Linked DNA regions of Mus musculus: regions 2, 3, 4 and 5 are each linked to region 1. Evidence: chromatin loops called from intact Hi-C (ENCODE). Cell type or tissue: left cerebral cortex. All regions are shown on one strand. Region 1 holds the start of Plbd2 (phospholipase B domain containing 2). Region 2 overlaps Rasal1 (RAS protein activator like 1 (GAP1 like)). Region 3 overlaps Oas2 (2'-5' oligoadenylate synthetase 2). Region 4 holds the start of Oas1c (2'-5' oligoadenylate synthetase 1C). Region 5 holds the start of Tpcn1 (two pore channel 1).

What was found. Hi-C counts contacts between places; a loop is a spot of excess contacts. Peaks named below come from ENCODE experiments on the same cell type or tissue, not always from the same donor. Only the 100,000 strongest peaks of a DNase experiment are listed, where the experiment ranks them.
Region 2: it touches region 1 in a loop (2.2-fold over the local background); 5 of 42 quality-filtered maps call a loop at or near these places.
Region 3: it touches region 1 in a loop (2.1-fold over the local background); 4 of 42 quality-filtered maps call a loop at or near these places.
Region 4: a loop joins it to region 1, with 5 times the contacts of the local background. A loop is called at or near these places in 2 of 42 quality-filtered maps.
Region 5: a loop joins it to region 1, with 3 times the contacts of the local background. A loop is called at or near these places in 17 of 42 quality-filtered maps.

The regions. Positions count from the first base shown.
Region 1 is chr5:120,502,743-120,507,742 of GRCm38, forward strand. It overlaps Plbd2 (phospholipase B domain containing 2), which reads right to left and starts at 881. Exons shown (of 12, transcript NM_023625.4): 1 at 545-881. The coding sequence starts at 849. In left cerebral cortex, a CTCF peak has its summit at 2,711 (motif pointing right); DNase peaks (open chromatin) are centred at 310, 490, 875 and 2,724; H3K4me3 peaks cover 981 bases; H3K27ac peaks cover 863 bases.
Region 2 is chr5:120,671,088-120,676,087 of GRCm38, forward strand. It overlaps Rasal1 (RAS protein activator like 1 (GAP1 like)), which reads left to right. Exons shown (of 22, transcript NM_001359144.1): 16 at 454-598; 17 at 3,480-3,652; 18 at 4,303-4,440; 19 at 4,519-4,654. Among named protein-coding and RNA genes, the nearest start is that of Rasal1, 25 kb to the left of the region's middle. In left cerebral cortex, a CTCF peak has its summit at 2,743 (motif pointing left); DNase peaks (open chromatin) are centred at 2,740 and 3,776.
Region 3 is chr5:120,744,756-120,749,755 of GRCm38, forward strand. Oas2 (2'-5' oligoadenylate synthetase 2) reads right to left here. Exons shown (of 11, transcript NM_145227.3): 1 at 4,704-5,000; 2 at 3,783-4,029; 3 at 922-1,100. Among named protein-coding and RNA genes, the nearest start is that of Oas2, 2.6 kb to the right of the region's middle. In left cerebral cortex, a CTCF peak has its summit at 1,887 (motif pointing left); a DNase peak (open chromatin) is centred at 1,893.
Region 4 is chr5:120,809,970-120,814,969 of GRCm38, forward strand. Oas1c (2'-5' oligoadenylate synthetase 1C) reads right to left here and starts at 2,545. Exons shown (of 7, transcript NM_033541.4): 1 at 2,465-2,545. It also overlaps the pseudogene Oas1b. In left cerebral cortex, no CTCF peak of the experiment used is centred here; DNase peaks (open chromatin) are centred at 2,590 and 4,771; H3K4me3 peaks cover 1,343 bases; H3K27ac peaks cover 539 bases.
Region 5 is chr5:120,588,585-120,593,584 of GRCm38, forward strand. Tpcn1 (two pore channel 1) reads right to left here and starts at 29. Exons shown (of 28, transcript NM_145853.2): 1 at 1-29. Iqcd (IQ motif containing D) reads left to right here and starts at 439. Exons shown (of 5, transcript NM_029408.2): 1 at 439-510. In left cerebral cortex, CTCF peaks have their summits at 110, 2,237 (motif pointing left) and 3,748 (motif pointing right); DNase peaks (open chromatin) are centred at 179, 311, 2,177 and 3,746; H3K4me3 peaks cover 395 bases; H3K27ac peaks cover 49 bases.

The DNA of each region.
Region 1 (5,000 bases):
ATGTTCCGAGAGCGATAGGGATCACACTGAGCACCTAACTCAGTGAAGCATCGGGCCATGAATTCGTCCCTGGGATGGGCAGGGACAGCAACATCTAACAAGGATACTGTCCACGCTTGTGAATTTAGGGACCTGCAACTTTCCCTCTGGCTTGGAGCCTGGCTCACTCCAGCCGCCCTGGCTCTGGAGGGAGACAAGGGCCTGGGGCTACTGACAACTGTCATTATCCCTTAGGCTAGGGACAAATGGGCAGCAGAGTAAACATTTAGTACCAGAAGTCCGGAGGCAAAGGCAGGCGAGTTTGTGTGAGTTCCTGGGCAGCCTGGTCTACATACCGAGTTCTAGTCCAGCTCGCCTTAAGTGCGGGGACCCGTGTGGACAGAGGGCAGGTCCCCTGGCCCCTCGGGGAGAACCCCTGTGGTTGGGGATAGGAGTTACTGAGTCAGCCACCAGCCCTGGGCCAGACCTGGCTGTGGACTCCCCAGGGAGGCAGTCCAGGGCCCCTGTCACCCGCCAGGCCGTGGCGGGGATGGCTAACCCTTACCCGGTCTCGCGGATGGCGTTGGTGAGGTTGGCCCAGGCCACCGCGTCGGGGTGGAAGCCATCCTCCAGGCGCAGCTGGCCCGACGCGGCGTCCAGCAGCAGCGAGCGGGTGCGGGAGACCGGCGGGTCCGGATTTTGGCGCTGCCAGCCGGGCCCCAGGGTAGGGAGAGCGCCCGCCGGGCCGCTCAGCAACAGCCCGGTCAGCGAGGCCAGCAAGGCCAGTGTGGTCAGGGAGGTCAGCGCCAGTGCCCGCCGTAGCGCCCGGGCCGCCCAGCCGCCGGAGCTCCCATCCACGGGGGCCGCCATCGCGAGCCGCAGCCGGGCCACGTGACTGCGTCCCGAGGGGCGGGGTGGGGGCGGGGCTTGTGCTTGGGCTTCCGGGATGGGCGTGGTCTGTGTTCCTGGAGAGGCGGGGCCTGCCTTAAAGGACTCGCGCTCTCTGTGGAAAAAAAAAAAAAAACCGCTCAGCATCCTTCCCTCCCAAGGAATTTCTTTCTGGTTTTTGTTTGTTTGCTTTTGCTTTGTTTTTAAATTATCCTTCCTCTTCCTCACCTTTTTTACTTATTCTTCCTCTTCCTCACCTTCTTTTAATTTTTAATATTTTTAGATTTCTTTTATGTGTATGATCTGCATGGTGTGTTTGTGTGTGTGTGTGTGTGTGTGTGTGTGTGTGTGTGTGTGTTTTTGGGAATGTGGATGCAGGTGGAGGCCAGAAAAGAGTGTTACATTCCCTGAGGCTCTGTTGTGAACTGTCTAAATGTGGGTGCTGGAATTCGAACTCAAGTCCTCTGCAAGATCATCGAGCCCCCTTTACTGCTGAGCCATCTCCCAGCCCCGCAACTTCTTTTTCCTATTTGTCCATGAATGAAGTAGTCCCAATATGTTAATCAGGTTAGCCCGAGCTACAGAGTTAATTCCAGGCTAGCCTAGTACACAGTATGAGATCCCGTCTCAAAGTAATTTTTATTTAAAAAGCTGGATGTTGGAGGACCTGTACCTGTGCTTTTGAGGTCTGCAAAATAGTCTGGAATAAAGAGTGAGAATCTGTCTCAAAATGTACACAAAGAGAGGCAGTGATTGGCACTTCAACCAATGCAGGTGTCAGACCTTCAACCAGCAGCCCCAGGCCCCAGAAGCCAAGGGTGTGAACATACAAGCTGTCCTCAACGCAGATCAACATCTTTGGTCAAGTTGCTGGCCAACTTTGCCTCTGGTCAACCAGTGACAAATGCCACGGGTTCACACATACAAAGTGACTCACACCTACGATTCTAGCACTGAGAAGGACTGAGGCAGGAGGATTGCAAGATGTCCAGACAAGCCTGGAGTACAGTGTGAGTGAGACCTGATCCCATACCAAAAAAGAACTCATTCTGTCCCTCTTCCCCTACCCTGATGCATAACCTTTCTAGAATGTTTCACAGAGCAGGAAAGGTGTTTCCTGAGGGACATATTTAAAGACACACCGGTAAGCCCGGCAGTTACTGGACTGAGGCTGGAGGGTCACCATCTTGAGACTTACATAGACTAAATAAGTTCTCATCATTAAAAAAAAAAAAAAGGATATGAATAAGTGAATGAGTGGTTTGCCTGCATGCACGTCTGGGCACCAGGTCTTGTTCTCTTGGAACTGGAGTTACAGATGGTTGTGAGCCACTGTTAGTTGCCGGGAATCGATCCCAGGTCCACTGAAAGAGCAGCCATTGCTCTTAACTGCTGAGCCATCTCTCCAGCCCAGTCCTGTCTTTAAAGAAGAGAAAAGTTTAAGGTCCCTTAAACTTTTTTTTTTTAATGCATGCTTGTAAACCCAGCACTCTATAGGCAGGGGCAGAAGGATCAAGAGTCCAAAGTTAGCCTCAGATACACACTAAAGTTAAAGAACATTGTTAGGGGACATTAGATCCTACCTAAAAAACATAAACAAGATACTACCTAAAACCTCACAACTGCCTGCTTACCCTAGAGGCACTCCCCTGCCATTCCCTGGCATAAATCCGAGTCTCTTCTGTCATCTGTTAATCCCTTACTGCAAACACTTTCTGTCGCCAAGTCCCTAACAGGCTGGGGAAACTGAGACCCAAGCAGATAAAATGACTTCTAGTCACAAAACTAGAACCTTCAGCACCGGGAGTCGAACAGTTCGAAAGCACCGTGGACGCTGCCCTTCCCAGCCACCAGGGGGCAGACACAACCACAGCCACGCTCGACTTTCCTGCCTCCCTAGGGAAGGCCAGGCCCTGGCTGGAGGGGGAGGAGTCTGCTTTGGGTTCCAATCCTTCCTCCCTGCCATAGGTGAGGTCACGATTCCAAGCCTCGCGGACTCAGTGAACACAGCCTGACCCACAGGAAAGCTACCAGATGCTAGGCACACGAGAGAGGCACAACAGGAGTGTGTGATCGCTGGGGACTAATATACACAGAGCACGCGCACAGATGCACAAAGGCACACACTCGCTGACGCAGGTCCATGTTATTCCCCAGCCTGGGTGCCTTCTAAGCATGTTGTAGTGGTCCAAATCGGTGACTCTCAAGCCTTTAATACATTTCCTCATGTTGTGGTGACTCCTCCCCCCAACCATAAAATCATTTCCTTGCTGTTTCTTAATTGTAATTTCACTACTGTTATGACTCGTAATGTAATGCAAATATCAGATATGGTACATGACATGACCCCTGTGAAACGGTCATTCAGCCTCCACCAAGGGGGCGTGACCCACGGGGTGAGACCACTGCTCTAAAGCGCCTACACACGGGAATGCAAACAGAAGAACCTGAGTTAAGCCCCCAGCACCCATGTAACAAGCCAGGCACAGTCTTCCATACACTATAATCCCAACGCAGAAGAAGGCAGAGACAGGAGGCTCGCTGAAGTTCACCAGCCAGCCAGCCTTGCTGAATGACTGTCCCCCATGCTCAGTAAGATACTCTCTCAAAAAATAAGATGGAGCCAGGTATGCTGGCTCTCTGTGAGTTCCAGGCCAGCCAGGGCTACATAGAAAGACCCTGACTCAAAATAGTAGTAGTAGTAGTAATAACTATTTACATAATATATAGACAATATATTTTATAATGTAATTTATAATATATTTATAATATATGAATATTTTATATAAACTATATAATATAGTATGTTAATATAATATAATTCTTAGCCTGGAACTTACTTTGTACACCTGCCTGGCCTAGAGCTCACGGAGATATTCCTGCCTCTACCTCCCAAGCTCTGGAAGGAGAGGTGTGTGCCGCCATGCCTGGCTGTTCTATACTTTAACATCACCGTAGCGGAGTCCATAGGGGAGCAGCAGTATTCCCATCAGCGAGCAGCAGTATTCCCATCCAATCCCCTGTGCTGAGCACTTGGCTTACTTCCAGTTATTGCACAGGCGTGCTGTACCGACTGTTGCAGCCAGTGCTTGTGATCCACAAGGGTCGTTTTCAACAGTTTCCTGAAGGGACATTCCAGCTGAGGAGCACGCAGCAGCCAGGCAGGGCCCATGAGAAGTTTCTCTCACATAACACCATCTGCTACTTCTCCAGCTCCCGAGACAGTAAGGAGCTCCTGTGACTCTCTGCCCATCATTGAGAAGGGGACTAGTTAAGGTAAGGACATCACCGAGAAGGGTACTAGTTAAGGTGAGGGCATCACTGGGAAAGGTCCTAGTTAAGATGGCATCATTGAGGAGGGGACTAGTTAAGGTGAGGGCATCACTGAGAGGGGGACTAGTTAAGGTGGGGACATCACTGAGAAGGGTACTAGTTAAGGTGAGGGCATCACTGAGAAGAGTACTAGTTAAGGTGAGGGCATCACTGGGAAAGGTCCTAGTTAAGATGGCATCATTGAGAAGGGGACTAGTTAAGGTGAGGGCATCACTGAGAGGGGGACTAGTTAAGGTGGGGACATCACTGAGAAGGGGACTAGTTAAGGTGAGGGCATCACTGAGAAGAGAACTAGTTAAGGTGAGGTTCATGAATCTTTAAGGAACCTCTTGGTCTCAAGGCCTCTTAGATTGAAATAGAAAGTTCCATTTCTCTTTCCACTTTGGCTACCCCTGACCACTTCTGCAAGAATTGTCCCCAGGTTCTTTTACTATGTCCCAGCTGCCACCCACAACCTGATCTTCGAAACCCGTGGGCATGCTGAATAAGTATGGGGGCAGATTTGGCCTTAACCTGTGTGTGAACCAGGAGATCAAACCTGGAGGGGAAGACATGGCTGCCATCCAGACTTTTCCTCTTCCCATTGCAAGCCCTGGGGACAAACACTTCATCTCCACCCCGCCAACAGCTGCTTCTCCCATTAGTGAAATGGAGATTACAGCTCCCCTCCTGCAGGGCACATACACACAAGTATTGTGGGTCCCCAGTCAGTAGCTGCAGTTTGCTTTGGTTGCTTCGTTTGGTTGTTGTTGTTACTGCTGTTGTTGCTGTTATTGTTGTTTGAAACAAACAGGGTTATT
Region 2 (5,000 bases), 170 kb after region 1:
TAAATGTACCACTGTGCCTAGCTTTCATTTGCTTCCCCCTCCTTTTGGCAGTCCTGGGAACTGAACATGGGACCTTAGGGGTGGTTGGCAATCACTCTACCACTGGGCTACAGCCTCAGCGCCTAACCCTCCTCCTCTTCCTCCTCCTACACTTAACTAGACCATCAAAACTCACGCCTTCCAGAAGAAACAGGAGAGGTGAACCAGCAGTCATTTATACCTTAGTATGAACTAAGCTATTCTTGACAAAGTACCTACAACTGTGGCTCTTGTGGTTCCCCAAGTTCACTTGATAGAAATGGGCAGTGCCAGGTGCTGGGTGTGCTCATCTGGGCAGGAGCTGGGGGTGCTGATCCCAAAAGGGGGGATCAGACAGTGCCCAAGGAGTATGAGTGAGAGAAGCAGAATTTGGGGCCTCACTGTGCACTTGGCCTCTTCTCTTCTTTGCTCCAGGCTGTGCAGAGCATTGGGAACCTGGGCCAGCAGCTGGGCCAGGGCAAGGAGCAGTGGCTAGCCCCGCTCCATCCCTTCCTGCTGCAGAGCATCTCACGTGTGAGGGACTTCCTGGACCAGCTGGTGGATGTGGACGAGGATGAGGGTGAGTCCTGTGGTCCTTCCACTCCTGGCTTGTCCCCCCCCCCATCCCCCGGGAGCACTCGATATCCCACTCCCTTAGTCCCCAGTACTAAAACTCTGGACCTGCAGGTCAACTAGTCAGTCAACTAACGTTTTGTGTCGGGCTTGGTTAGGTCATCTCTGCCAATGTAGCAGTGTGGTAGGGTCATGGCATGGAATCTCTGGTATGGGCATGCTCATTAAGTCCCTGTTATGTAACAGGTACCACCCCAAAGGCCTGGGACTGAGAGTTAGTGGAGTCGAGCTTGCTTTGCATGTACGAGGTCCTAGGTTCCACCCCAGCACTAAAAAAAAGAAAGATAAGATAGATTCCCCTGCAGGTTTTTCAGATAAAGTCATTTCATGAGGGAGAAATGACTCAGTGGGTAAAGTGCTGAGCAAACTTGAGGATCTGAGTTCAAATTCCCAGTCACCTAAAATCCAGGCCTGGCTGTGCCTGCTAATAGCCCTGGCCTTGGAGGTGTGAAGACAGGCAGATCATCCGGGATTCCCTGGCCAGCCACTGTAGTCAAAATGGTGAGCTCCAAGCTCAACAAGTGGCTCAGTCTCAAAGAATAAATTGGGGCCGGGCGTGGTGGCGCACGCCTTTAATCCCAGCACTGGGGAGGCAGAGGCAGGCGGATTTCTGAGTTCAAGGCCAGCCTGGTCTACAAAGTGAGTTCCAGGACAGCCAAGGCTACACAGAGAAACCCTGTCTCAAAACACCAAAAAAAAAAAAAAAAAAAAAAAAAAAAAGAATAAATTGGGGAGCAACAGAGAAAGACTCCAGATGTCGTCCTCGGGTCTCCACATGCACACACGTACACACAATACATACACCCATGCACACATGCACGCAAATGCAGATATGGACACACACGTACAAATGCACACACGATACACACATGCAGACGTGTGCATACATGTACAAAGGCACACATATGTACAAATATATACATGCATTTATATACATGCACACACATGCATGCACATGCACAAGACATACACACATGCAGAGACATACACACACATGTACAAATATACACACATGCATACACTTGTATATACATGCATACAAACACACACATATGCACACACATGCATGCACCACACATACCAAAAAAGGGAGTGAGACAGAAGAAAATCCTGGACTTATTCATAGAATCTCACTCTCATGGGGACCATGTTGTAAGACAATTATCAAGGGCTGAGGCGTGGTGGCACAGGCCTTTAATCCCAGCACTCGGGAGGCAGAAACAGTCGGATTTCTGAGTTTGAGGCCAGCCTGGTCTACAGAGAGAATTCCAGGACAGCCAGGGCTACACAGAGAAACTCTGTCTCAAAACAAAACAAACAAGATAGCAAATAAAACAACCAGGCTGGAGAAGGGACTCAGTGGTTGAGAGCACTGGCTGCTCTACCAGAAGACCTGGACTTGTTCCCAGCTCCTACATGACAGCCCACATCTGTCTGTAACTCCAGTTCCAGGGGGTCTGACACCCTAACACACACACATGCAGGCTAAACGCCAATGCGCATGAAATAAAAATAAATAAAACCACTAAAAAATTATTGAAAAAAAAACCACCAAAACCAATCCAAACTATGCAACCAACAACCAAATAAACAGAAAAGACAATAGCCAAGTTGATGGGGTGTCAGGGAGTTACCAAGGAAGGGAGAAGGGGGGGGCTTGGGAGGGCGAAGGCGGTGTCCACATCTTTATTCCCAACATTCAGGGGGCAGAAACAAGAGAGGCCTGGTCTATGGAGAGTTCTAGGCCAGGCAGGGTGTCACAGTGAGATCCAATCTAATGAAAGAGAGGGAAGGAAGATGAAAAGACAGGGAAGAGAAGAGATGGCCCAGAGATGGCCCGAGTGGGCCTCCCTGGTGCCACTAGAATGACACTCTGGAGTATGTGCTGTGACTCTTTTGGAGTGTTGTTTAATTGACACCAGCTCCCGTACGGGGACGCTGCCCCGTGCCCCAAGAATGGAGTCAGAGTTTATCTGGACTGCTGCTTTATTTATTTATTTTTCCTCAAAGTCCCCCTCCTCTGACTCACCAAGCACCAAGCACCTGTCTACTCAAGCGCGGATGCAACGTTGGGTTCAGAGCGCCACCTAGTGTCAGTGCTGTGGAATGACTGCGAACTCAGGCAACCGGGCACAGACCCAAACCAGGACTTAAACACACTCCAGTTTGCTCTTATCAGAGATTCTCCTGGCCTCAGAGATAGCGATGGGGGCGAGGATGGCTTCTTTGGGGCTTCTGTCTGGGCAAGCAGAATAGTTAAATGGCATCTTGGTTCAAGATGGAGTCACTCTGGCTGAGATTTGGAGAACCAGTGTCAATGCCAGAGTGAGCCAGGCAGGGGAAACAGCACGTGCAAAGGCCCTGGGGTGGGAACAGAGGACAAGAGATGAGAGAAAGAGAAAGGGGTTAAAGAAAGAAAGAAGTGGGGTGCTAAAAAGCTGTGGCAGAACTGGGGCTTGTTTGGGAGTGGTGCCGTGTAGCCCTCGGAAATAGAGGACTTGGGGTGGAGGGCACGACAGAATGGGGGGCTCAGATCACATAGGGGTAACCTGGGCAGTGGAGAGCCCTGGTTGTGGTGGTCTGGGGGTGAGGTGGGGTATCTGGGACAGAGAGAGGTCTGCAGCCTGGAGCTTGAGGCTGTCTGAGACATCACTGGATTGACTAGGACAGCTGCAGTCTCACAAGCAGGGCCCTGAGAGAGGCCTGGGTTCCACTTTCCCCAGCTGCTAACCCCTCCTTGTCACAGCGGGTAGGACTTCCTGCCCCTTGGCAGGTGCTAGAGACCCCAGAGATGGCAGAGTCCCACACCCTCTTTCTCGATTTCCCAGAGGCCGGGGGTCCAGCCTGCGCCCTGGTCCAACCCTCAACCATTGTTCGAGAAGGCTTCCTGCTGAAGCGCAAGGAGGAGCCTGGAGGCCTGGCCACGCGCTTTGCCTTCAAGAAGCGCTACTTCCGGCTGAGTGGGCGGGACCTCTCCTACTCCAAGACTCCGGAGTGGCAGGTGGGACTCCAACATGCCCCGCCCCCAAGCTCCCACCTCCTTTCCCCTCCCATCAGAGCAGCTGTTCCAAACTTTTGGCTTACTCTCAGCTTGGGGCCAGCATGGCCTGCGACAGGGATGCTGGGCATGCTCTCCCAGGTGTGGACACGTGGGGGTGGAGGTGGGGGGCCACAAAGTCCACACCAAGCATCATAGGCTCACACACAGGATCCATCTGTCCTGACGGCTCTGAGCAGGTGTGTATCCGGGCACTCACTCAGCTGCGTAATCACCCGTGTATCTGTGTGTGTGTGTGTGTGTGTGTGTGTGTGTGTGTGTGTGTGTGCTGGGCTCTGTGCCAGCTGTCCTGTGCTAATGAGTGTAACCCGAGGGAGACTAGGACTTGGCTTGTGGGCACTGCTTGCAATTCATCAACTGGCGATGATGATTGTGGGACGGTGGTCCTGGTTGGTGATGATAGTTGTAATGATGACAATGGTGGTGATGATGATGATGGTGGTGGTGAAGCAAACTCAGACCTAGAAAAACCGTGTCACTCAGCTGGCCGCAGAGCAGGACTGTGGAGAGGACACAACAGAGCTATCAGGAATTGAATATGGGGCCTCAAGCACTCCACCTGGTGTCACAGCCCTGTCCCTGGCGGCCCACAGGTTCACACATCCATCCCGCTGTCCTGCATCCGGGCTGTGGAGCATGTGGACGAGGGTGCCTTTCAACTGCCACACGTCATGCAGGTGGTGACACAGGATGGCGCCGGGACGTCACACACCACCTACCTCCAGTGTAAGGTGAGGCTTGGGGCACAGCCAGAGGCGGGGTCTGTGGCTCAGCCTCACTCATCTTCTTCCGGCCTCCATCTCTTGCAGAACGTGAATGACCTCAACCAATGGCTGTCAGCCCTGCGCAAAGCCAGTGCCCCCAACCCGGGCAAGCTGGTTGCCTGCCACCCTGGTGCCTTCCGCAGCGGGCGCTGGACCTGCTGCCTCCAGGCTGAGCGCTCAGGTGAGGTGGTGGGTATGCCACAGGCTCTATGGTCCCCATCTGCCAGTCAGAAGCATCCCACTTCCACCTGGGCGTGTGGTGCAACCTCCAGCGTGTGACTTAATTTCTCTGTGCCTTAGTATTCTCATCTGGGAAGTGGGGTTGCAGACAGCCGGTACCTCCTTGGTCCTATTAGCTGATACCAAGTTGATATATTCAAAGTGTAGTATTTGCTTCATGCAAGTCCTGTTTCCAACATCCCTACTATGTGTCAGGTTTTCACAGCAGAGACAGATGTGTTGAAGTTAGATGGGGATATGATGACCGTGACAGGTTGCTCTGCTGTTGCGGGGATGAATCCCTAGCC
Region 3 (5,000 bases), 240 kb after region 1:
TTAGATCCCTCTGGAGTGAAAGTTGGTTGTGGGATGGATGATGCAGGTGCTGGGAATCCAACCTTGTTCTCTGGAAGACCAATGTGTGCATGCTCGCTCTCTCTCTCTCTCTCTCTCTCTCTCTCAATTTATTTATTTATATAATATATGTGAGTATACTGTCACTGAGGAGGGCATCAGACGCCATTACAGATGGTTGTAAGCCACTATGTAGTTAGTTGCTGGGAATTGAACTTGGGACCTCTGGAAGAACAGTCAGTGCTCTTAACGGCTGAGCCATCTCTCCAGCCTACAATATGTGTTCTTAACTGCTGAACCATTTCACCAGCTTCAGAAGTTGAGATTAGCCTTAAACTCTAGAGCTGTGTGTCTTCTCTTCTAGAGTGCTGGGATCAGTCAGGTAGCCACCATGTCCTTGAGTTGAGAAAATAGTCTATTCTGGTTTGTGGCTGAAGAAGAGATCAAATCAGGTTGAGGTATGTTGTTAATATGGTTGAAATTTCCTCACTATGAATGATCTCAATAGAAAGCTAATACAGTAGGGCATGGTGGCTTTGGTCCCAGGACTTGGGAGTTGGCAGGGGCAGAGGCAGAGGCAGAGGCAGAGGCAGAGGCAGAGGCAGAGGCAGAGGCAGAGGCAGAGGCAGAGGCAGAGGCAGAGGCAGAGGCAGAGGCAGAGGCAGAGGCAGAGGCAGAGGCAGAGGCAGAGGCAGAGGCAGAGGCAGAGGCAGAGGCAGAGGCAGAGGCAGAGGCAGAGGCAGAGGCAGAGGCAGAGGCAGGTGGATCTCTGACTTTGAGTTCCAGGCTAGACTGAGACCCTCTTAAACAAGGCAACAGCTTTCGCCTACGCAGTCCATGCTCTCCCAATAAACGTGTTGCAGAAGGAAAAACAAAACAAAACAAGGCAACAACATACATTACCTGTTCATACCAGTGCTTGACCAATAGGATCAAATCCTTCAGTCTTTGGGGATATTTCTTGAAAAACCGCTGCTGCAGTGTGGTGAAGCAGTCTGAGAACTCCCCTGGTGAGGCTCTTACTTGATCCATGGATTTTTTGAGATCCACATAGACACAGGAGCTGGGATTCTCATTGGAGCCTTAGAGACAGGAGAGAGCAGCGGGAAGCTCAGCTGGAGTTGGGAAGATCCTCTATTGCCTGATCTGCTCGCTCTCTGGGAAAGCTAACAGTGGGGTTATTCTCCTTGATAGATAATAAAAGCTAAAATGAAGGCTCTGTGTGTGTGTGTGTGTGTGTGTGTGTGTGCGTGCGCGCGTGCGTGCGTGCGTGCGTGCGTGTGCGCGTGCACCCAAGACAGAATCAGTGGAGCCACACACAGCATGAGGCAGTAAATTACACATGAGAAATGAAGGCCTCTGGATAATACCAAAGCCAAATGTTTGTGTGCAACTACATACGTCTGTGTTACACTTCTACCAATGCCTCTTACACAGACTCGGGCACCTGGAGGTGACAGGACCAGGAAAGGGAGAGGTGTACGGACCAATTAGTTTCCACACTTGCTCACTGAGTTCCGCTGTTCATATTTAGGTACACAGCTTTGGGCAAGGAACCATATGGACTCCCCAGCAAGTACTGGGCACGTGCCCTTGCCATTTATTGACTAGTGACTCTATACCAGGCATAACTGAAGTCCTTTATGCAACAATGTAACAAGTCTTACAAGCCTCATGTGGGGCAAAACTACAGAAACCATGGCAACAACAGTCTGCCTGACCTGGTAGAGACAAGTATACCAGGCTAGTTGGCCTTTTTATTTAGTAAAGGAAGCGATTTCAGAGCCCCCGTAGGGTCTTATTTTTTCAGCAACATTTATTGCTTTCTTGTAATTAAATCTTATTTTGGAAGATGCAAATCTATCGCCATCTGGTGGCATCATACAGTACTACATGTGGAGAGTTTCTTCTCCCAGCAGTTTCCTTGATTGGGTCAAGGCAGCAGTTGGACTGGACTCCTACTACCAGACTCTGTGTATCAGAAGCGAGAACCCAGAATTTCCTGCAGCCCTTTCAAGGCAGGCACACCATTACAACTAAACGAACCTGTTAGCTGGTTCCTTTGATCTTAGATTTGGTGACAAGGGACCCAGGGGGTCATGTGTCAGTCCCTTTTCTGGTTGGAAGAGGGATGTCTTTCTTTTGGCTCCCTGTTAGAGGGTATAGCCATCATGGTGGGGAAGATATGGCTGCAGGAGGTGATGCTGCATGATGCCGTCTTGGACCAGGAAGAAAACACAGAATGGGAGTGGGGCCAGAAGCAGGCTGGGGTTACCACCCTTAAGACTCACTTCCCAGCCCTCCACTTCCTCTCCACACCCTCTGAAATGAGCTCCACAAGCTGGGACCAAGTGTTCAAACACATGAACCTGTAGGGACAGTTCACCTTCAAACCCTAAGATGGGAAGGGCCCAGGGATGCCACCTTTCTGGGAATGTCATCATGTGGGTGTACGTACATCTCCATCTTGTCAGAAAATGGTTAGGCGGTGGCCATTCAAGGGCTCAGTAACCCAGAAGTTTCTCAGGATTGTGGACAATGAAGGGGCCCTGGCCTCCAGCTCAGAGGTCCTGGGCTGTCAGCCCAGTGGAGTCCACTGCTGGCAGAATAGCTATGATACATTCTCGTGCTTCTGTTTTTCCACCCATCTATCTGTCCACCCCTATATCCATACATTTTCCATCTGTCCACACATCCATCCACCCATCCATCCAACCCACTCATCTATCCATCCATACATCTATCTATCTATCTATCTATCTATCTATCTATCTATCTATCTATCCATCCATCCACTTTTACATCCATCCATCCATCCATCCATCCATCCATCCATCCATCCATCCATCCACACATCCATCCATCTATCCATCTATCCGTTCACTTTTACATCCATCCATCCATCCATCCATCCATCCATCCATCCATCCACCCACCCATCCACACATCCACACATCCATCAATCCATCCATCCATCCATCCATCCATCCATCCACTTTAACATACATACATACATCTACCCACACATCCATCCATCCATCCATCCATCCACAATGCTTCCATTCATTTTCCATCTGTCCACACATCATCCATCCATTCATCCTCATACATGCATACCTATCCCTACATCCATCCACCCACACAAACACACATTTAGTGGGACCCAGCCATCCACCTGTCCACTTCCTTTCTACCATTTGTCCATCTGCCCATCACTCATCCACCCTCTCACCTATCAAGGCTCCCCTTTAGAACATTGTATCCAAAGTCAATGAGATGAAAATGAAGTGCTAGACAGAGTATGCCTAGGGAAGGAGGCTCTTGTCTCTTGGGAGTTGTGGTGGCTTGGATGAGAATGGACCCCAGAGGCTCATTATCTTTGCACACTTAGTCCTCAGTTGATGGATTGTTTGGGAAGAATTAAGAGGTGTGTCCTTGGGCTGGTGAGATGGCTCAGTGGGTAAGAGCACCCGACTGCTCTTCTGAAGGTCCGGAGTTGCTCCAACACTATGCCTGTCTGTTTCCCACCATGGTGATAAGGGGCTAACCCTCGGAAACTCGAAGCCAGCCACTTAGTTAAATGCTTCTTTTTATAAGAGTTGTCTTGGTCATGGGTGTCTCCTCACAGCAACTGACCAGTGACTAAGACAGGAGTTTACAAGCTCCATTTTGGAGACAGCCTCAGCCCACGGGACCCCAGTGGCCTCCCAGGACTCCCAGAATGCTTGGACACCCCCCCCACCCCCAGTCCCCAGATCACTCACGTAGAGGATTGAAGACTGGAAGTAATTGCAGGAGTATTCTCTGCCCTGGTACAGACACTTGTACTACAAGGGCATGTTCATGCTTTACTGACTTCTTCTCATGGATTTTCAGCCACAGTTCAATGACGTCAAGGTATGCATCTTGGTATTTTATCTGATCCTGGAACTGTTGGAAGCAGTCCATGAAGAGAACAAGGGTACCATCGGAGCAGCCTCTTAGGGCTGTTTCCCGGCCATAGGAGCCACCCTGTGGGGAAATGGAGGGGCAGTTGTGAGATCTAGACTTTCTGAAGCTCCAGGTAGTGACATTTCTTAAATCAAGTGAAATCCCCCAAATGGCACTGGCATTTTAAAATCAGGTTGCCAGCACCAGTTTGTGTCCATGTTTTGCATGCTAGCTCCAAACTGGGGTCAACTCAAAACTGCGCTAAGACGAACAAATAACACAGCAGAATACTATACAGGCATGGAAAAAAAATAGATATGGTAGAGTACTATGTAGGCATGAAAAAGATACACGAACAAAAATCTCATAAATGTGGAGTCAAAGACACTCTATGGCAAAGCACAAATGCATGTAGTCAATCCCTGGTAATTTACTGAGCACTGATAACAGCCGTCCCTGTGCTAAGAACACTGCGTGCTTCACCATCACAACACTCTGAAGTGGGGTCTAGGCTGACCTCATTCTGCAGATCTGGACACTGAGGCACAGAGAGGTAAAGGACCCTTCCGGGAGTCATGCAGCCAGGTGGAAGAAGACCTGGCAGCAGCTTGGGCCCCTTCACTGTCTGTCCTCAGAGGAAAGCCTTCGAAGTGCAATCCCCTGGGCCCTGTGTGGCACAATGCTCAGCACCACCACCTTTGGGAACAGCGAACTCTCCTGGGATGCAGAGCCCTGGCCCCCACCCTGAGCCTCACCTTAGCCACTTCCTTCACAGGGATCTGACTGCGCAGCAGGTCCCAGATGGCATCCACGGCCTGGTCTATCTGCTTCAGAGATTCTCTGTTAGGTTTGAGGTTTTCCTGGATATACCCTTCTAGCTTCTGCGATGGCACCGAGGACACCGCAATCTGCTTCAGACAGTTTTCGTTGGGTGTGAGGTTTGCCTGGATAGACTTTTCTAACTTGTGCACTGGCCCGGAGGGCACCCCTGAAGACCCACCAGGTGACCAGCCAGATGAATAGCCAGATGACCTGTCAGATGACCAGTTTCC
Region 4 (5,000 bases), 310 kb after region 1:
AGTCCATAGAACTCTCAATCTCCAGCAAGCCATGGGTTTTTTGTTTGTTTGTTTGTTTGTTTTTGTTTTTGTTTTTTTAAATCCTGAGTGGGAGCTGGAGGTGAGCTGAGTCTGGGCCCAATCAGGCCAGATAGAGCTGACACAGTGTGGGCGGGGTCATGGGGCTCATGAAGAAAGCAGTGTGTCCCAGCAGAAGCTGGCTATGTGGCCAAGAGGGTGGTTCAGGGTCTTAAACCTTGTCATCTGGGCACTCCCAGACTCAGTCAGGCTTTCAGGGGCATTGATCTCACTGGGCTTAATGATACTCGCTAGGATACGGGGGGAAGGAGGGCGGCGGAGTAGAGATGAGCTGGACACACTATAATCCCAGCACGGAGGCAGGGAGATTGCTGCAAGTTGAAGGCTAGCCTAGCCTATGAGACTGTCTCCCAAACCAAGAACAAAAAGGGTCACTGAGTCACTGAGATAGCTCAGAGGGCACAGGTGTTTGTCACCAAGGCTGGTGGCCTGAGTTTGGTCCCCAGGACCTACGTGGTGGAAGGAGAGAGAGCCGACTTCTACATGCTGTCCTCTGACCTCACATACTCACACACAGGAAATAAATGTATAGACTATCTAAAGCACGATTAGCTTGGTGCTCCCCCAGATCTGCTCAGGACTCTCAGCTGGCCTCCCGTCCTCCCATCCTGGCACTTGTGGGAGGGGCCTTCAGCATCCCAGTTCCCTCAGAATCCACCATGCCTCCCAATGAGGCCAAGAAGATTGTACCTGGGGTCTGGGGAGATGGCTCAGAGGAGGGCCAGGCACTGGATGCTCTTGCAGAGGACCTGGGCTCACTTCCCAGATTTATTTGGTGGCTCACAAAAACCAACAACAATTTGTTGTTGTTTATTTTTCAAGACGGGATCTCACCACTGAGCTCTGACTATCATGGAACTCACTCTGTAGACCAGGCTAGCCAAAAAAAAAAAAAAAAAAAAAAAAAAAAAAAAAAACACAGAGGTCCAACTTCCTCTGACCCCAGAGTGCTGGGATCAAAGGCCTGTGACACTACACCTGGCTGACCAAAAGGAATTTAAAGCAGCTGACACTTTGTGCTGAGGGCTCACCTCTGACCTGGAATGACACAACTTTGGTCAGTGGAACTTCCCGCTCCTGTTTCTTTAAGGAAAGAACTGTGTTACTGCCCAGAGTGTGCTCTCAGCCACAGCATTGGGCAGGATCCTTTTTTTTTTTTTCCATTCATTTCTTCATCTGTTTTAGGGTTTTTTCCCCCTCACACTCTGGAGTGAATCCAGCTGTAGTGTAGCCCAGGATGGACCAGCCTCCACTATCCATCCTCCTGCATCAGCCTCTGCCTGCTGAACTGCTAGGGCCACCCACAATGCTGTTTTTCTTCCCTGTTTTCCTGCATGTGAAGGGCTAATGACCTAGAAGCCCCAGGCAGTCTGAGTGACTCCCTGCAGGAGGAGATATGGTGCTGATGTCAGTGTGCAGTGAGGATCAGGGAGGCCAACGGGGTAAGCACCCCACCAAAATCCACCAGCTTGGGGAAGCAGGACTAGGTCTGCAGACCCCCAAAGGTCCCATTTCCACCCTAATCCCCTGGAGCTCCCTGTGCCCGGTGAGCAGTCTCCACTAGCAATGGCTTCCTTCCTGGAGATGCATAAAGGCCAATCCTGCTCTTGCAGAAGGCCAGACTCTTTATTTCCTCATCGAAGTACATCCTGGTTAATGCTCGGGTGTGCACATGTGAGTATACACTTGTTTGTGTATTTGTGTGCATATGTGCACAGGCAAGCTCAGGAGTGTATTTAGTGTGTGCATGCCCTGTGCGTGTGCATGTGAATGTGTGTGTGTGTGTGTGTGTGTGTGTGTGTTTGGGACCTGCCATGTCAGTTCTCAGAATTGGAACTGGAAGCACAGCCCGAGCTCTTAAACTCTGAGCCCTCTCTCTGCCCTCTAAACAAGAGATGAGAAGATGGAGGCAGGGGTTGGAGGGCATCAAACTGTTTTGATGAGGCCTTGGGTATGTCACCCAAAGGTGATTTTCAACCTTGCCAGGGCCCTGAAAGACAGCTCATTTTAATAGTCACTGCTGACCTGTACTGTCCCCAGCTTGGTGGTACGGCCTGTACTTCACCCTTGGGGATGCCCAGACCCCACCCTCACCCAGACCCCCTGCACCACAGGGGAAAATGTAGGGTGTGAGTAGGAGAGGGGGCTTCTGGGAAGTCTGAGCTTTCTGTTAGAATTGTCTGTAATCCTAGACCTGCAAGTCCAGAGGTAAAGGAAAAACAAAACCTGGGGAGGTGCTGTTCTTAAAAAGAAAAAAAAAAAAAGCAGTTCCGCCTAAAACGTTTGCAGGAGATGGAAGCCGAGCTCAGGAGCCACCAGCCACCTTCTGTGGTTTCCTGATTCCGTTTCCCTTCTTCTACGTGCACAGATTGTTCCTAAAACGTACCGTGTAACAGCCTTTTTTCCAGAAGAAATCCCGAGAAAGCCAGGTCAGTTTCCTTACACATTCTTCCCTGGGCCGGATCTTAAGAAAGCTCAGGCTTGGATGGGGAGGTACCTGTTCAGAAGCCCTAACGCCATTGGCTGCTCGGGCCTGGATGATTTGCATATCCGCGCCCTTCCCGGGAAATGGAAACTGAAAGTCCCATTTCTGCTTCAGCCAGCCTAGGAGACACAGGACCTGCTGGCTGCAGAGGTAAAAGCTGGACCTAGGATGGAGCAGGATCTGAGGAGCATCCCGGCCTCGAAGCTTGATAAGTTCATAGAGAACCATCTCCCGGACACCAGCTTCTGTGCTGACCTCAGAGAAGTCATAGATGCCCTGTGTGCTCTCCTGAAGGACAGATCCTTCCGGGGCCCCGTCCGCCGAATGAGGGCCTCTAAAGGGGTCAAGGTGAGCCTTCCTCAGCCTGAGCTGGCCGAGATGAGGTGGGACAGGACTTTCAGAAGCCAGGCTGCAACCCTGATCCCTCCTCTTAATTCTGATCACAGCTGGCGATGGGTTCTTCCCCCCAAGTCCCACATCTGTATTGGAGAAGGAGCCTCAGCTACAGTTTATGTTCCCCACTCCCAGGCCATGTCCATTTCAGAGTCGGGGAAACTGAGGCCCAGAATGGCAAAGCAGTTTTCTGGAAAGTGGAGGGGCAGGTGGTGGGGCAGTGGTAATACAACCTTTGCACTGCTGTGTGACTTAGGGTAACTTAACTACCTTCTCCATGTCCAGTGTTCCACGCCCCAGGAATGATAAGGTCACATAGACTAAGTCAAATGTGACACGGAGGACAGACCAGGACTCGCCTGCTATGTGACTGGATTGATGGACCCTCTCTGGACTCGGTTCCCGGGCTGTCTGTCAAATCACATTTCATGACACTGGTACTTAACTCTCAGACTCTGTGAAGGGTGCAGAAATGAAGTTGTTTTCTTGTTTTCAGTTGACTGTATTTCTACATTTTTAGTTGTGAGTGGGGCTCTGTATGTGTTAGTGCAGGTTTGGTCAGAATTGAAAAGGGGGTGTCAGATCCCTTAGAGCTGCAGTTACATAGGTGGCTCTGAGCTGGCCTGCTTGGGTGCTGGGAACTAAACTGAGGTCATCAGCAGGAACAGCAGGCAGTTTTAGCTACTGACCCACCTCTCCATCCGGAGATGTGACAATTTGTAATGCCCTCTCTCAACAGTAGCTGATGCTCATGTGTGTTAGTGATGATTCTAAGCATTTTATTTAGGGAGGCTTTGTTCAGCATGAATTCTTCTTTTTATGATATTTGTTTTACAGACTTGGATCACCTTTATTGTTTTTTTCAGTTTCTCTATGATGTTATATGTTATTCTATATCACACAAGGCCATCTTCTCTTTAATGATGTCACTTGCGCATATTTCCTCCCAGCTAACAATGCCAACCATGGGACTATGGCTACATTCTCATATATCTGTATTAATTTAGTCATAGTCTCCTTCCAATCTCTACTATCCTTTACCTCCCACCAGACCCTCCCCAGAGATTCACTCTCTGATGGTATGTCACATGTGTGCAGCTAATGTGGGCACTGCATGAGTGCTACTGTACCCTTCCCAAACTCTTCTGTGCTTGTTTCATTTAGACCTCTCCCCCACTCCCATACACAGCCCCCCCCCCCACACACACACTTGAACACACAGAGACTCCACAGATGAACATGGATATTTTCCCTTCACGGTGTGGTTTATCTTCTGTATCAAGAGGAGATCCAGCACCCTCTATTTTCCTACATAGATTCTGATGTCACTCTTCAGGGCTGACTAATATTCTCCTGCACATCTAGCAGCTTGCTCCATCCATCCAACCATCCATCCATCCATCCATCCATCTATCACCTTGGTGATGGACTCCAGTTCAGCATCTGGACCTCCCAGCATGGCTCTCCCTGTCCTTTGTCATTCTCTTTCTTGTCTTTCAGGGCAAAGGCACCGCGCTCAAGGGCAGGTCAGACGCTGACCTGGTGGTGTTCCTTAACAATCTCACCAGCTTTGAGGATCAGTTAAACCAACAGGGAGTGTTGATTAAGGAAATTAAGAAACAGCTGTGCGAGGTTCAGCATGAGAGACGTTGTGGAGTGAAGTTTGAGGTCCACAGTTTAAGGAGTCCCAACTCCCGGGCTCTGAGCTTCAAGCTGAGCGCCCCCGACCTGCTGAAGGAGGTGAAGTTTGATGTGCTGCCAGCCTATGATTTACTGGGTAAGGCAGCCTGCCAGAGAGCCTCAGCTCACCCTTCTGCATGCCTTCATCCTCCCTTCTAGTTCCACCTCTGTGTGTGTGCACATGTGTGTTGCGTAGGTGTTCTCTTGTGTGTGGGTGTGATCCGGAACCATGGCTAACTCATCTCAAGAGTCATCCATCTTTTTTGAGACCTTGTCTCTCCCTGGTTCAGAATTCACACTTGAGCCTGACTGGCTGGGAAGAGCCCCAGGGACCCTCAGAGTCTCCCCCTTCTCAGTTCTGAGA
Region 5 (5,000 bases), 86 kb after region 1:
GCGCGGAGCCTCAGCAGCCGCCACCGCCGCCTCACCGCTGCCACAGCGGCAGCTGCGCCAGCCTTCGCATCCGCCGACTCCTGTCACTCAGCCCCGAAAGCCCCGCCCACGGCCCTAGGCCACAGCCTACTGGCCATCAGAGGGGTCGCAATGAAATTTGACAGGGTAGACTACACGTCACTCAGCGTTCTCACAGCCCTCCTCCCAAAGGGAGGGCGGGGCGAGGAAGCAACACCCCTTTCCTCCCCACCCCACCCCCACCCCCGCCTCACTCGCGCAACCAACAGGAATCCTGCGTCTTTCCATTGGCGAAACGTCAGAGAGGCGGGGATTTTGATTGGCCATCTTTCAGGAGGCGGAGCCAACGCAACCCGATTCGAAGTTAAATGGTGAAAAAGAATGTCAGTCAAACTCAAAGTCCCGCCTTCTAAGAGTGGCTCGTAACCTAGCAACATAAGGGCCGCCGAGTTGCTTAACTGTGGGCCAAGAAACTTGCATCTTGAGGAGCTGGTGAGTGACAGCGGGGAAGCCCCAGGCTGCAGGCTGTGTGCACCTAGTAGGCACGCCGTCCAGTGATTTCTCCCCTCCAGGCGTCCGCGCCCCACTTGCCATCCCGTCCAGCTCCAGGTCCTCACTCCCTTGCCCAACCTCCATCCTGTCCTCCTCTAGGCCTCCTGCAAGCACCATCAAGTATCCTCTTCTGATAGTCTTGCTTCCTGTCTGGTCCACCTGCCATTTCATAGTCCCTCTCCTCATCTCTTACTGATACCATTTGTGAAGTTCACATCGAGTGAACTTAGTTCAAGTAATTGGATGGGTTGGTTTGTTTTGGTGCCCACTGTCCGCACTATGTTCAGAGGTCAGCTTGCTGGGTGCGTGACCCCCTTCAGTGTATGCTTAAAATAAGGATTTGTTGTTTGTTTTGATTTTGGAACAAGGTCTCACTATGTAGTCTCGAACTCACTCTGTAGACCAGGCTAGCCTCAGACTCACAGAGATCCACCAGTCTTTGCCTTTGAGTACTGGGATTAAAAGCATGTGCCACCACCCTTGGTCTAATTAGGTTTTTTCCCCTTTAATTGTTAAAGTTTTATTATCATTATTAATATTATTATCACTATGTCTGCGTTGGTGGGGTATGTGAATGTGAATACAGACAAAGGGTTTTGGATCCTCTGGAGCTAAAATTAATTACGGGTGGGCAGTTGTGAGCCACCTGTCATAGGTGCAGGGGACTAAACTCTAGTCCTTTCAAAAAGCCGTACACGCTCTTTTAAAATAACGTAAAGCTTTATTTATTTTTACTTTATATGTATCTGTGGGTGCCTACGTGTATGTGAGTGCACAAGGTATGTTCACAACGTGTGTGTGCTGTGACTGCCAGGCTAATTGCAGTGATCCCCGCCACGACTTATTCTACCCTAACTCCCTCTGTCTAAGCATTTCCTAGGACATTCTCTTGGCTCATACAACGAATAATTCACATATTTAACATGGGCTTATTGAGTGCTTAGTGTGTGTCTTAGTTAGGTTTTGACTGCTCGCTTTACACCTTGACCAAGGCAACTCTTGTAAGGACAACATTTATTTGGGGCTGGCTCACAGGTTCAGAGGTTCAGTCCATTATCATCAAGGTGGGAGCATGGCAGCATCCAGGCAGGCATGGTGCAGGACGAACTGAGAATTCTACATCTTCATCTGAAGGCTGCTAGCGGAAGACTGACTTCCAGGCAGCTAGGATGAAGGTCTTTTGTTTGTTTGTTCTTGTTTTTCGAGACAGGGTTTCTCTGTATAACCCTGGCTGTCCTGGAACTCGCTTTATAGGCCAGGCTGGCCTCGAACTCAGAAATCCGCCAGCCTCTGCCTCCAGAGTGCTAGGATCAAAGGTGTGCGCCACCACGCCCAGTTTAGGATGAAGGTCTTAAAGCCCACACCCACAGTGACGCACCTACAACAAGGCCACACCCACTCCAACAGGGCCACACCCACTCCAGCAAGGCCACACCTACTCCAACAGGGCGTTCTAAAAGTGCCACTCCCTGGGCCGGGCATATATAAACCATAACAGTATGGTTAGTGACGGCAGTCTGAGTTGCATGAAATCCTGTCTGAAATGGGAGGGCTGGAATGATAGCTTAGACATTTAGACATTACACTGTTTTTGTAGAGGGCCCTCAGTTCCTAGCATTCATGAGTCACAACTGCCTGTAACTCGACTTCAGGTGATCCAGCGCCCTCTACTGGCCCAAAAGACACCTGCACTCATGAACATCATGCATGCACGCATGCATGCACGCGCACGCACACACACTTTTTCTTTGAGGTCCTAGTGAGAGTTCTTGGAATTAAAAGTGATTAAAAATCAAGAACACTTGAAACAGAACATCAGGGTAAAGTATCTCTGAACTTCAGCTTTTATTATAGCAACGGGCTAGATCCTGTAGCCAATGAAAATATTTTAACCTGAATGCTCTCAAATGCAGGAAACTTTTTCCTTTTAATGGACAAAGAAATGCATCTCCTCTTCTACTCTCAGTGCAGGCTTAATTATTGAAAGAATAACGCGGGTTCACACTGCACCAAACACCAGGCAAATACGAAGTCTGTGCTTCCTCTATTAATTATGTTGATATCTTATACTCTGGTAACTAATATTTTTTAAAGATGAAGGGTTTATTTTCTTATTCTGTGTGTCACACCTGGCTCTTACATGAGTATGAAGGAGCTTCAGATTCAAGCATTTTACTGACAGAGCCATTTCTCTAGCCTGCATTTTAAGTTCTGTTTTATTTACTTCCTGTGTGTACGTGTGTGCATGTGTATGTGTTGTGGATATGTATTCATGTGTGTATGTGTGTGTGCACGATATGTATGTATGCATATGCATGTGGATGTGTGTATAAGGATGTGCATGTATTGTGTATTGTGTGCATGTGGATGCATGTGCATGTGTGTGTATGTGTGCATGCATGCTTGTTCACTTATGCATGCATGTGTGTGTGTGCATGTGTATATGCATGTATATGTGTATTCATGTGATTATATGTGTATGTATGCCTGGCAGTGGTGGCGCATGCCTTTAATCCCAGCACTTGGAAGGCAGAGGCAGGCAGATTTCTGAGTTCGAGGCCAGCCTGGTCTACAGAGTGAGTTCCAGGACAGCCAGAGCTACACAGAGAAACCTGTCTTGAAAAACCAAAAAAAAAAAAAAAAGTGTATATGTGTGTGTGTGCATGTGTGTATGCATGTATATGTGTATCCATGTGATTATATGTGTGTATGTGATTATATGTGTGTATGTATGTGTATACATGTGTGTAGGTACATGCCTTAATGCTATAATGGAACTCAGAGCCTCACACATGCTAAGCAGATGTGTCACTATCAGCCCTTCCTTTTTTTTGAAACAACCAAAACAATCCACTATACGGTCATGTGCGAACAGAAATGCACATTTCTAAAGCATGCTTTGACCAAGAAAGGAATTCAAAGCATCTGACACAGAAACCAGAAGCGGGATTAAGTGTCCTCTGTAGCTCTGAGTGTGTTCCTCTGAACCCAGCGTTTCTCATCTAGGTTGGAAGCCAACACCCCCAGCATCCTCCTGCCTCTGCTATTCTGTTCAGTCTGCAGAATGATATACCATAGTCGTACTTTGGAACTTCTTTCTTTTGATTTTTTATTTAATGCGTATGAATGTTTTGCCTGCCTGCATGTATATGCGTCATATTGTGCAGTACTACCATCAGCCAGAAGAGGGCACTGAATCCCCTGAAACTAGAGCGACAAATGGTTGCTCCATGTGAGTTCTGAGAGCCAAACCTTGATCCGACAAGAGCAGCAGGTGCTTTTAACCACTGAGCCATCTTCTCAGCTCCTACCTGTCATTTTTGCATTAGTCATAAAAGCTGGACATATTTGGTAGTATTGCATTTATACGAGAGTACTGTAAAGTCCCCTGTCTGTCCCTATTTTAGAGAAGGGCAGCCAAAGCCTGGAGAGAGTGATCAGATCACAAAAACTCATGTGACTGTGTGGGAGCCACAGGGACTGGGCTCCAAGTGAACTCAGTTACTATACAGTGAGCCCCTCCCTGGCTTCCTCTTTTTCACTTTGGAACTTGTAGAAGGGCAGGTGACCGCGCCCAGGTCTGTCCCAAGCTGCAGAAGGTTGTTGACCACTGCAAGCAGCCATGTGAGCACCTATCCCCAGTTGCTACTGACCGCCATCTGTCTCTGAAACTCTGCAGCCCCTGACCACAGCTGAGACCCTCTCTCTCGACACTTTCAGCACCATTGCCACAAGCCTGTCCCAGGGGGCCTCCAGAAACCAAATATAATCCACACGATGTAGTTTCCAGCTACTTTGGAGGCAAAGGTTGGAAATCACATGGTCAATACAGTGAGATTCTGCCTAGCAAACAAAAAAACCAACCCAAATGTGGTGGTTTGACTAGCTATGGCTCCCAGAGACTCGTGTGTTTGAATGTTCGATCATAGGGAGTGGCGCTATTAGGAGGTATGGTTTTATTGGAGGAGGTGTGGGTTTGTTAGAGGAAGCGTGTCACTGTGGAGGCGGGGCTTTGAGGATATATATATATATATATATATATATATATATATATATGCTCAAGGTTTACCAGTGTGGTACAGAGCACCCCATCTTGCTGCCTGTGGATCAAGATAGAGAACTCTACCTACCACGTTGCCAGGCTTCCCACCATGATGATAATAGGCTGAAACTCTGTGAACTGTAAGCCAGCACCAATGAAATGTTTTCCTAAGTAAGAATGGCCTTGGTCATGGTGTCTCTTCACAGCAACAGGAAGCCCTAACTAAGACACCCAATGACATGTTGGCTGGCTCTCATGGAGGTTACAATCTGGCTTGTGACCTCATTACTGCATCTGCATCGACCTGTGTTGGGAACAAAATAAAAAGGGGGGCCCTGGGGTGTTGCCCGGGGAGAAGTGGGATAGGAAAAAGGTGCCCACACCCTGC